2 separate regions of the Homo sapiens genome follow, and region 2 is linked to region 1. A link is a contact called in ENCODE Hi-C or POLR2A ChIA-PET data. All regions are on one chromosome and are shown on one strand. Each heading gives the region's core, a stretch centred on a gene start or an enhancer-like site at or near the end of the contact. The rest is flanking DNA. Distances are from core to core; before and after follow the strand shown. Region 1 holds the start of MAPRE2 (microtubule associated protein RP/EB family member 2). Region 2 overlaps LOC105372061 (a long non-coding RNA gene).

Evidence for each region. A loop is a pair of places that touch in the nucleus more often than their neighbours do. ChIA-PET counts read pairs that join two places held with the same protein, here RNA polymerase II (POLR2A). Pooled maps may share reads with other maps.
Region 2: a loop to region 1 is called in a pooled map of gastrocnemius medialis, with 10 times the contacts of the local background. The contact joins the enhancer-like site here to the promoter of MAPRE2 in region 1. A Hi-C loop is called at or near these places in 1 of 168 maps with a recorded cell type or tissue (gastrocnemius medialis) and 1 of 50 pooled maps. POLR2A ChIA-PET finds 5 or more read pairs at or near these places in 1 of 52 experiments (AG04450).

Annotation. Positions count from the first base shown.
Region 1 is chr18:35,038,968-35,044,889 of GRCh38, forward strand. MAPRE2 (microtubule associated protein RP/EB family member 2) reads left to right here and starts at 2,446. Exons shown (of 7, transcript NM_014268.4): 1 at 2,446-2,694. The coding sequence starts at 2,573. RefSeq lists an enhancer at 2,406-2,555.
Region 2 is chr18:34,928,037-34,933,957 of GRCh38, forward strand. LOC105372061 (a long non-coding RNA gene) reads right to left here. Exons shown (of 9, transcript XR_007066333.1): 2 at 5,495-5,607. Among named protein-coding and RNA genes, the nearest start is that of MAPRE2, 110 kb to the right of the region's middle. RefSeq lists an enhancer at 1,229-1,523. Within about 2 kb of position 1,600, at least 4 of the 41 ENCODE cell types and tissues checked have a DNase peak (open chromatin) inside an H3K27ac peak, as active enhancers do.

The sequences.
Region 1 (5,922 bases), core at 1,196-3,695:
GGCCATCATCCCATCCCTTCCTTCATGAGCAGACTAGAAACAAAGTGGGTGTGTTCTCTCCACAAAATTAGTTGGTATGATCAATGAACTATGCATTCAAATTCTGACAAATTTAGTCCCCACAATGACACAAATTATGTTTTACATACTACTTAAATATGGGATCATGGAAAAGTGATCTGTACTAAAGAACCCAGATTGAGAACATACTCTGAGGACATTAAATATTTGATTTGTAGACTGTGCCTTTCAATTTCAGACTGTCCCCCCAAAAAGGGGAAGTTTTGTGAAAGGAAGCAAATTAGTAAGGAAATTGACAGCAGCAGGTCAAGTAACAGAAACAGTAAGAGGAAGCATGGGTCTTTGCAAGAATGACTACACTCTCATGCCCCTTTAGCTCATAGTGCAATGTGAAGCTTGGTGTGTATCTTTGATACTTAGATATTCATCTGTGTACCTTGTAAGTCTTAGGTCAGAATTGGATCTGATTGTATAAGAAAAAAAATCTTATGTAAAGTGAGATGTGGACGAAGGAATCAACTTGTGCACTGTGGACTAACTGGAGAAGCAAAAGATAAAATTATTAAAATAATAGCCCAAGAGGAAAGTATAAAATAGGAAGGAAAATAAGTAGGGCCCCTTGTTTGAGATTATCCTTACCATCTGGGTTGTAAAACATTTGATTCTAATTCCAGAAACTTGATACCAGAAATAACTTATTACCAGGGACATATGCTGAAGAATTGTCAGGAATGACAAAGTGTTTACTTGTTTTTAATATCTGTATCACAAAATGATAAAGCTGATAAACCATACAGTGATGTGAAGGAGTGAGTCATAGCTTAATACTTTATGACACATATATTTATGCTGTATCTTTTACACCCCAATTCTTCCCTTTTCACCCTATAAAAGGTCAGAGACCACTGCTGATAAGCAAAGAATCCTTCAAAATCTCTCCTGGCTGGGCGTGGTGGCTCATGCCTGTAATCCTAGCACTTTGGGGCGGGTGGACTGCCTGAGCTCAGGAGTTCAAGACCAGCCTGAGCAACTCGGTGAAACCCTGTCTCTACTAAAATACAAAAATTAGCTGGGTGTGGCGGCGTGCGCCTGTTATCCCACCTACTCAGGAGGCTGAGGCAGGAGAATTACTAGAACCCAGGAGGCGGAGGTTGCAGTGAGCTGAGATTGCGCCACTGCACTCCAGCCTGGGTGACAGAGCGAGACTCTGCCTCTAAAAAATAATAATAAAAAAAAAATCTCTCCTCTCTGGAGGACAGTACTGAACATATGCAGGGTCTTTTCAGTTTATAATCTAATCCGTAGACTGCACAGTGCTAGCAATTCTGTTCACAGTTATCTTTTCACAACAGTCATCTTGGAAGTACTTGATTCTTACCTTGATTTATAATATTTATTGAGCTCACATTACAGATCATTACTGTCCAGTCACATTGATAAAACCATGTCACTTGGAAGCTCCAGTTCACCACTCCTAGCTGTGTGACCTTAAGCAGTTTACTTAATCTTACTAGTTTACTCATCTTTAAAATGGGAATAATAATAGTATCTGTCACATAGCCAATATATTTGAAAGCGGTATTGCAAGGATATAGAACAGCTTGAATGTTAAGCACTTTCAAATACTAAGTGAGGTGATCACTTTTGTAATTCAAATGGAAATAGAATAAATGTCAATGAATTAATGATCTGTATCAGGAGGCAGCATAAAGAATTTGAATTGGAGGGTTTTGGGTAACTGGTAAAATGGTGGTTATCTTTTTTTAAAAGAAAAACCCTCTTTGGGGATTCCTTTGTACAGATGATCTCTTAATTTGCCATCTTTAATCCTCACATTATTAAAGGCTACATTGATTAGAAGGAAATACAGCTTCCTTGTAGGTTTTTAGCTTTTTGGCTTGTTTTTGGGGAGATGGTTGCTGCTATTTGGAGAAAGGGAGAAAGGCAGAAATTTTAACCTTAGTCTGATACCTTTTCTACAAGCTGGCCACCAGGTCCTTTTTAGGTTTTTCTGAAACCTGACCAAGTTTAATTGTCATGGCATAAAAACTTGGTATTGAAGGAGTTAAAGGGTCTCCCACACCCCTTTGCATGAATCGTTCTTTTGTGTACACAGCTGCAGTGGCAGCACGGGTCGGAAAGGAAATGGTTAGAGGAAGAGCTGGTTTTCAGACAAGGCGAGTCTGCGAGGGGGGCTGCAGGGTGGCCTGGGGTTTTACATGCCAGATGTAGGCCTGCCCCGGTGCCTGCCTGGAGCTGCTGGCGTGGTCACGCCGCGACCCTGTGCGAATTGAGGCGAGGTGATGAGTTAGCGGGTTGCCATGGCAACAGGCTGGCCACGTGACCAGGGTGCTGCTGCCGGCGCTCTGACGTCAGCTGCCAGAGGGCGGGGCCGCAGGAGGGCGGGGCGCGAGCGAGAGCTGGGAGAAGGCAGTGAGCGAGCAGGCGGCAGGCACGGTCCGTGCGGAGCAGGCGAGCGAGCGGGAAGACGCAGCCACCTTCCTCACCAGCCAGCCCACAGCGGTTTGTTCCCCTTCTCGGGAGTGCGCCAATGCCTGGGCCGACCCAAACCCTGTCCCCAAATGGCGAGAACAACAACGACATCATCCAGGATAATAACGGGACCATCATTCCTTTCCGGAAGCACACAGTGCGCGGGGAGCGTTCCTACAGGTAATGGGGCTGGCACGAGAGCAGCGCCGGGGACCGCCGTGAGGGCGCGCGGAAATCCAGCCCGTTATATAATGGAGCAGACACTGCCTGCGACCCCTGCTGCAGGCATGCATTTGTGAAGGCGGTTGTGATTATTTGGTATCTGTTTCCATGTGTCATGTTGGGTTTGCATTGAGGCTCCGCGACTGCAGATGGAAAGCATTTTGTGAATAGGTTTGCTGCCTTCGAGGGGTCTCCCTCCATCTCTTTCCTTCCACACTGATAAAAATGCATGCTGTTTTCCCCCGCTGTCCAAAGGGAGACAGGCAGTAGCACTTCCTTTCCTCCTTCCCTTTTAGATTTTAAAGGAGCCATTAGGTAGCAGTGCCAAAAGGCAGAAAACGGGAGGGTGGGGAGAAAAACGTTTGCGCTTAACCTGGAGAGTGTGCAGGAAAGATGGAATCCTCTAGATTAAGCTGCAGTCTGTGATGTTAAACCGCCAGATTGATGGAGCTTTGTAAGAATTCTGCTCGCTGATTGGTGCAGGGATTGACAGCAGAGGTGATAGTGTCAGACATTCACCAAAATTTTCTCCATAGAACCCTAGGTTTATTAGAAAGAGACTGGACTGCAAAGGACTTGAAAAAAACTGGGCGCTGTTATGCATTTTCTAAGGAGTTTATGGCCACCGCTTGGGTGGGGGAGCCTTTCCTTCTTATTTACAGTAGGAAGGTGATTCCTGGTCTTTTGCTGAGGTCTGTTTTGAGGATGGGACTGATCTTGGTCATTGTATTGTGAGCCTTTTGATTAATGAGTTGGCCTGTACGGTTGGCATCATTTTTACATTAACATATCTGGCAATATGTTCCAGTAGATAAGCTCATTAAAATTGTTTGCATTGTTTGATAAGGATAACAATGTAATGGAGAATGCAGCTAGAGTCTTATGCAGCTCAAGGCCAGACTTGAAGGGAGACTGATAGCTTCGGTCATATTTCCTCTGAAGTTCTTTTGTACTGGGGTAGTTATTTTTAAATGTTACCTTGATAAACGCTAACAATGCTTTTGCTTTGAGGCAGAGCACACATACCTCTAAAGCGCATCCTCTCAGCTGATGAGCAACAGGAAATAACTCTTTTTTTCCTTTTTAGAGCCGTCATCTAAACATTCAGATGGTATTATGGGTAGAATATTGTGTGTGTAAATGTTGCATATCACAAAATAGAACCAGAAAGTACCCTACTTCCTTTCTCTTTGGCCAAAGAAATGCAGTATTTGTTGACTCAAAAAAAAAAAAATTATAAGCAACCTTTGCCCTGTCATCTCTGGCAGTTACATAAATACTTGGAGTTAATTTTGGCTGTGCCCATGAGGTCACCAAAATCTCATGCCTTATGGTTCCAACTAATGTGTTGATATGGCATTCTTACAGATTTCAAGTGCTTGTTATTCACTTAATGTAAATCAAAATTCCTCCACAACTTCTGGAGATATCCTTTCAGAGACCCTGTGATTGGAAATTTGGGCCTCTTCTCCTCTTACTCCTCCACCTTTTTCCTCTGTGACCATCCCAAAGCCTAAAAATAGAATTTAAAAACAAAAAACTTGAAGTGATTTTAAATCTCACTAGTTTGAACTTTTTTTGTAGAAAATAAATTTGAAGCCTTCATTTTCTAAATGATTTAATCCCTGCTGTGTAGGTAGCAGTTGCTTTTAAGACAGAATTCGAATTTTACCCCACGGGCCAAAGGAAGTTGCCTGGTTGGGTTTTATTACTCATGTAAACTAACTTGAAACGGCAGTGGAAAATCATTTGACAGAAAGGTTAAATGTTACGTTTTGGTGACAGATTATTGCTTTAAAATGAAATTTTATTTACCTCTTTAATTCAACCCAGGCTATTATTTGCGTTTCCTAAATTATTTGCAGTTTGCTTTCTGAGTCCCTATAATGGCATTCAAAATTATGTAAAAAACAAAACTGAATTTTAATAAAGATCTTACTGAACAAATTCTTAAGTCCCTAAGAGCATCACTGCATTTGTATTTGATATAATAGGATTACTGGATGATATAGCGAGAGGTGTCATAGGCTAAATGAAGAAGGAAGCCTCTCAAATTGCATTTGTCTTGTGTTATACAAAGGGTGCACATGGAGACAGACACATTCGATGTTTTTCTTCTTCTGTTTTTCTTTCAAAGTGGATGTCCAGTGTAATAATTACCACTTATTTTTTTGGAGGGGCATAGGAAAAGGAAAAATGTGACACATTTTTCTATCCAGGAAGCATTCCATCATTATTTTGGCATCCCAAGACTGGAATATTATAGCCATTTAATTGCTGAGGAAACTTGGAAGGCAATTTGAAAGCGAAGAGTAGAGATTTAACCAAATAAAAGTTTTGCCTTGGCTATAGGTTTGGTATGGCCCTCAACAATGAAGATGTGCCTGGAAGTTCTGGGTGGAGTCCCTTATGGTGGGGTTGGGGTTGAGTGAGCCCAGTTCCCTGGCAAGATCAGAGGGAATTCTTTCCCTGGATCCTTTATTGACTTCTAGGTAGGCCCCCGAACAGGTCTTTATCTTAGGCTTTCTTTTCTTTTCTTTTTTTGCGACAGAATTTTGCTCTTGTTGCCCAGGCTGGCATGTAATGGCGCAATCTCTGCTCACTGCAACCTCCGCCTCCCGGGTTCAAGAGATTCTCCTGCCTCAGCCTCACGAGTAGCTGGGATTACAGGCATGCGCCACCACGCCCAGCTAATTTTGTATTTTTAGTAGAGATGGGGTTTCACCATGTTGGTCAGGCTGGTCTGTAACTCCTGGCCTCAAGTGATCCACCTGCCTTGGCCTCCCAAAGTGCTGGGATTACAGGCGTGCCCCACTGCACCCAGCCTTAGGCTTTATTTTCTACCTTTGCCTGTTGTATATAAAAATATCTAGCCCCCGTTGTTAGAGAGATATTGTGAGGCTAAACTCCATATTTAAACCAAGTAATTTCCTAAAAGAGCTATGTAACATAAGAATACTGTTGTTACTGAAAAAGGGCTCTTGCAGGGGCTCTTGGACAAGAACATGTCTCACCTTGCTGGCAGCACAGGTGAGAAGAGGAGGGAACACCTAGAGGATAGGGTGGCTCTCCTGAGCATTGTTAATGGGCAAGCAGTCACTCTTTGGAGAAGGAGACATTACTGTTATAGCATTTGCACCATATTGTTCATAAGTATGTCAAATTTGGTTCCTGACCCACATCTCT
Region 2 (5,921 bases), core at 350-2,849, 110 kb before region 1:
CAAAGGGTACATGAGTATCCCACATAGTATTCTTATTATTGCAACTTGTCCATAAATTTGAAATTATTTTCAAATAGAGGATAATTTTAAATGTTTGAAAAAATCTTAGAAATTAGATGAATCAAATTATATCACTCCCATTTAAAACCCTTTAACAGCTTTCCAGTGCTCTTAGGATCCAATCCAAGCTGCTCTTCCTAACACCTAGAGGATGCATCCCTCGCTACCAGCCCCACCCAATCTTGGCGGATCTCCTCCCACAACCTGCCACACTCATCCTCCATCTGTTTGGAACTCTTTCAGGCTTCAAGGGTTTTCAAATCAGGCTTCAAGGATGGGGGAGGGGGAGGTTGTTTTTACCTACCCAGAATCCATTTTCCCTCTGGTAAAATCCTCCCACCGTGGGTTTCTGCACCCTCAGTGCCAAGCAGGACATGGGGCCTTGGCCATGAGCATGGTGAGGGCATAGCTTAGAATGAAACTACTACACAGGGAAGCAGAGCTGCGAGGTGAAGAGCAGGACCAAATCCTGACCACGTCATTTGAATCTTTGACTCTAGCCCTGGTGGGAATGAAATCTGACCTTTGACTTTTTGCTGCCGTTCCCTCTGCCTGGAAGGCCTTTGCCCTCTCTCTTCATATGACTAACTCTTTTCATCCCTAGGTCCCAGCTTAAATGAAGCCCTCCAAATGCTTTCATGAGCGTCCTACCTAAAGGAGGTCCCCTCTCCAAATGTGTTTTTCTTAGCCCCTTGATTTTTTTATTTTTTTTATTTTTTGGCCTCTTCACACATAACACAATTTGGACCATTTCATTTAGTTTTTATGTTTATTTCTTTTTAAATTGTTCCCCCTATTTGAGTTAAGGCAGGGGTTTATAAGGTGGTTTCAGGCTGCTTTTGTTCCCCAGGGCCTGGGATGTTACCTGATCACATAGCAGACACTCACTATGAATTAAATAAATGAGTACATCTTTTTTCCTCATTACACTAGGTCTTTTAATACTGAAGAATCTACATTGTCCAAGAGAGGAAAAAATATGAATTGGCACATAATATTTAGGCCTAGAAACTATTTTGCTAAATTATAAGATCACTAAGGAATATGTTTTATTGCATTTTGTTTTCTGCTCATCCCAAATATCTTGCATTGTGTCTTATACATAGCATGTGTACAGTAATGGGAATTTTTGCCCCCAGTTATTATGCCATTTAAGCCCCTAAGGAGCCAGGCAATACTGAACCAATAACAGTATGAAAAGCTTAGATCTTCTTTTCAGAACTTACTGTTCGAATCCAGTGGGGCCAGGTTGACTTTCAGAGAAGGGCATTTTCCAGGCAAGTGGATTAGGGCTTTGTAAATATTTGTTGAATGAATCATAAGTCACTTTAGCTAAACAAATTCTGGAAAGAGAGGAAGGGAGGGAGGGAAGGAGAGAATCTAAAAGCCTTAGTCATTGAGCCCAGATAAGTCGAACTCATCTGCAACCCCATAATTAGCTGTGATGATAGCCGTGCTTTCAACATTTCAATTTCCAGGTCTTATGAATCAATTTTCAATAATCTATGAAAAAATTACTTAGGCCTCTTCTTCCCATTTTCCTTAATCCCCTCATGAGGCTGGCCACAGAGCTGAGTCATGGGTTGGGTAGAAAGGTCAGGTGTTGCAAAGCTGAAACTATGAGATTTAAGGCAGAGCATATGATGTGAGTCCCCATTGGTTGTGGTCAAGTCATGTAACCTAACAAGCATCTGTTTCCTCATCTATAAAGTAAGAATTCATAAGAACACCCAAGCTATGTACCTCAAAAACTGTTTCTATAAATCTAATCATATAATACACTAGTAAAAGTATTTTATGAGTTGTACAAATATCAAAATTCAGTTATGAAACAATCTGTTATTTTTATTATTACTGATACAAAACCATGCTCAGATAGTTTTAGGATTCCCTAGTTATTTCCATTTACCACAAAGATGAAATCTTTCTAATTGTATAATTTGTATAGGCACCTATGAGCTGTTTAAAAAATAAATGTTGTCCAACCACCTGTGATAAAAATGTCTGCGGAAAAGACTTCCAGATATTCATTAGCCCTAAATTGAACTTCAGTTTGTTTGGCTTTCTTTTTTATAATATTTTCTTAAAACATGTGGTCTCTTAAAATTTTTATCATGCAGAGAATCATGAAAAAATGATATATGAGGTATCTAGACAACACAGCATAGATTGTCCCTTTGAATGGCAGAGAGAGTCGGCAGTTTCTTTTAAGTCCCCATTGTCTAATCTTAGGCACAACCCAAATTAGAGTTGTGGGTTGCAAAGGATTCTCAGAAAAGGGTGTGTTCCCCAGCCTCCTAACCAACCATAGTAGATCCAAGAGGAAAGTACTTTTTGGTGGGAAGGTACTAAAAGGAATGAGCCTCGTACTAGTCCAGCTTGTTTCCCAACCTCAGCAACATGGAAAAGAGCCACGGGAGTGATACACAATAAACACATACACTCACACAAATATTATTTAGCCTTGAAAAAGAAGGAAATCCTACCATTTACAACAATATGGATGAACTTGGAGGATAATATGCTAAGTGAAATAAGACAGACACAGAGAGACAAATGTTGCATGATCTCACCTATATGAGGAATCTAAAATAGTTAAACTCATAGAAGCACAGAGTAGAACAGCAGTTGCCAGGAGTTGGGGGCTGGGGGAAATGGGGAGTTGTGGTCAAAGGATACAAAGTTTCAGTTATGCAAGATGAATAAGCGCTGGAGATCTACTATACAGTATAGAGACTATGGTAAATAATCCTGTATTCTATATTTGAAATCTGCTAAGAGGGTAGATCTTAAGTATTCTGACCATATCAAAAGAAAAGTAGCTTTAGGAGATGATGGATATGTTAACTAGCTTGATTGTGGTTTGGTGATCACTTCACAATGTATGGGTATATCAAAACATCAAATTGTATACCTTAAATATAGATGAATTTATTTGTCAATTATACCCCAATTAAGATGGGGAAAAGAAGAAAAAGAACTCCATTCCCATCCATAGGGAGCATGTGCAGTGTGTAGATTAAGAATTGGGCTTTAGGATTGCTTATTAACTATGTGAGATTGTGACAAGGACAATTTACTTAACCTCTCTGTGCCTTAGTTTCCTTATCTGTAAAATGGAAATAATAACACAACTCTCAAAAAGATGCTTGGAAGATTTAATAAGGTAAAATGCATACAGAATTAGCAGCATGCCTGAAACATGGTAAGAGTTCAATAAATGTCTGTTACTACTAATGTTACTAATCATAGCAATAAATTTTTTTTATTTTATTCCCTTTCAGATTTGAAGATTACAGAGCCTTAATATTTCCCAAGTTGACAATACAGTAAGGAATGTTCAAGAGTTCTTTCTGAGACATCCTTTTTTGCCTGGAAGTCCACATACCCATCAATGACCTTGATTTTAACATATTGGAATAAAAATTATGTCAAAGTTCCAATAGAATCATTTATCAGAATGCTTTAATTCTGAAAGAAAACCTTCAGTTGCATTATTTCTCTTTTATTAAATAGCAAATAATAACAATTTAAGCCATTAATCCTAGTGAAGGCCAATGAACACTGTTGTTTTGCTACCAGATTTTAAGCTTTTGCAGTTTTGCCTTTAAGTTACTTAAAAGGTCTCATATCTGATTATAGAGAACCACTCCATTAAGTCCTAGACACTAGCTAAGAGCACTAGGCCATTTTCTACCCATGTCCCGAAGGGTATAAAATACCACTTTCTAGGCACGAAAGAGACTCCTTACAAATCAATCTTTCTAATGCTCTTGTGTCATTTTCCCCCATGGGGTCACATCTGATTATCCAGGCCAAAGAATATACCTGATTAAAAGCTGCTTTGAAGGTGAAGCCTAAAATTATTGTTATAAATTTTCAGGGTTACTATAAAGCTGTAAAAACCTTTTGTTTTCACTGTAAAAAGACCATTTTCCCAGTTTTTTATTTGTCGGTACTCTCTTGGCCATAACAAATGGAAAAATTCATGTAATTTCAATTATTTATTCACTCATTTATTAAATTTATTTTTTCAATCATTCATCTTATGTTGATTGGTGTTCTAGACAATGTGTAAGTTTGGGGAATATAAAATTGAACAAGAAGCAGCCCTTATGGATTATATGATGTTCGAGACACATCAACAAATAATTGCAATATAATCTTATACATGCTTAACAAAAATATGTACCAAGTTGTAAGGAAGCTCAGAAGAAGTGATCATTGTTCCTGGAGGAGTTGGAAGAAATTTCACTGAGCAGTGAAATGAAGTTAGTACTCATGACGAGTAGAAGTAGAATTGGGGAACACCATTAATTACAAATTAAATGAGTTAATATATAGAAAAGAATTTAAACTCATGATTGGTACATATTAAAGTGCCATAGAAGTGTTAGCTGACATTAGCATTACCATCACCACCATCATTATGCAGACAATAGGAGTCATTAGAGTGCTTATCAGTACCAATCTCTCTTAAGTGGTGACTGTCTGTGCTGACTTATTATTGTTACCTTCAACAGGTTCAAGTTCCAAAGATTCTGTTTAACAAAAATCCAGCAACATCAAGGTTAGGCATGAATAATAATCACCTAGCCTACTTGAGTGTAGCACATTTTCTTTGTCCAACTAAAATACTGGGCCAAAAGTGAAAAGTTTGTAGTAAGGGAAAAAGGTAGGTGAGATTAAGGCTAAGCTATCCTATGTTTAAATTATAAGTTAAAGAATTAAAGAATGAGTCCCCTAAATTTTCCTAGAACACTGTTAATGTGCTTGGAAGTTTCATCTCTGGATTACTGATGGCGGCAGCAGGGGAATATCAGTTACTGGCAATCCATTAGTCAGCATAAGATAGGTTATGCTGCAAGATCAACAACCATGATCTATCAATGGATTAACACACAGCAAGTCTACCATGAGTCTAGAGGCTCTTCAGCATAGCTCCCTTCAAAACGATGACTCAAGGACCCAGTCTAATTCCTTGTTATAGCTACACCATCTAGAACACATGGATTCCGGGTCACCACAGTGAAGAAGAGAGAACTGGAGTATCACATACCTGTTAATAATGCTTTCTCCTAGAAGTGAACTATATCAATTCTATTTCTACGTCCAACTCACTGACCATAGCTAGTCACATGATCCCATTTCATTATATGGGTATTAGGAAATGTGTATGGGTATTTTGTGAGTAGTGTTTCTGCACAATCAGTCACAATGACTAAGCTAGGTCTTACATGTACAGGCAGAAGGGGAAATTGGGGAGAATGCAGCTGCTGTTTTTTCCCTTGTGAATGCCTTATATTTGTTACCTTCACTCTTCTCAGTAAACTGAAAAATCATTGATTTTTTTTTTTTAAATTGTACTCCCACCACTTAGACCACTGCTGACATAAATAGGTGTTGAATAAATAAGAGAGCCAGTACAGCTTACCCACATTGCTGCAAGATGACTGAGAAGTCTGCTACCAGGATCCCATTCCAGTGATGAAGCTGATTTCATTATTAGAAATGTAGATAAATTCATTTTGTCATTTGAGGAATTACCTGAGGGAACAGCAATCAAAATGACACAATCCTTTCATTGTTTACAGAAATGAGCCAATATTACTTGTCTCTACACTGTACATTAAACTACCTAACACTTCACTTAGCATTTCATCCGCACAAGGGTTCCTTGTCTTTTTCAGTGTCCTGCTAGAAAGTCTCCTTTTTGCCCTATAAATAATTTATAAGGAAAAAAAGAAACAGTTCTTATGTTATTTCCTTCAAAAAATTTTAATTGATATTAAAGAAAAATATTTAATTCAGTTATTCTTATGAAAAAATTATATTCTTTCACCTTAAATATTTCCTGTGTC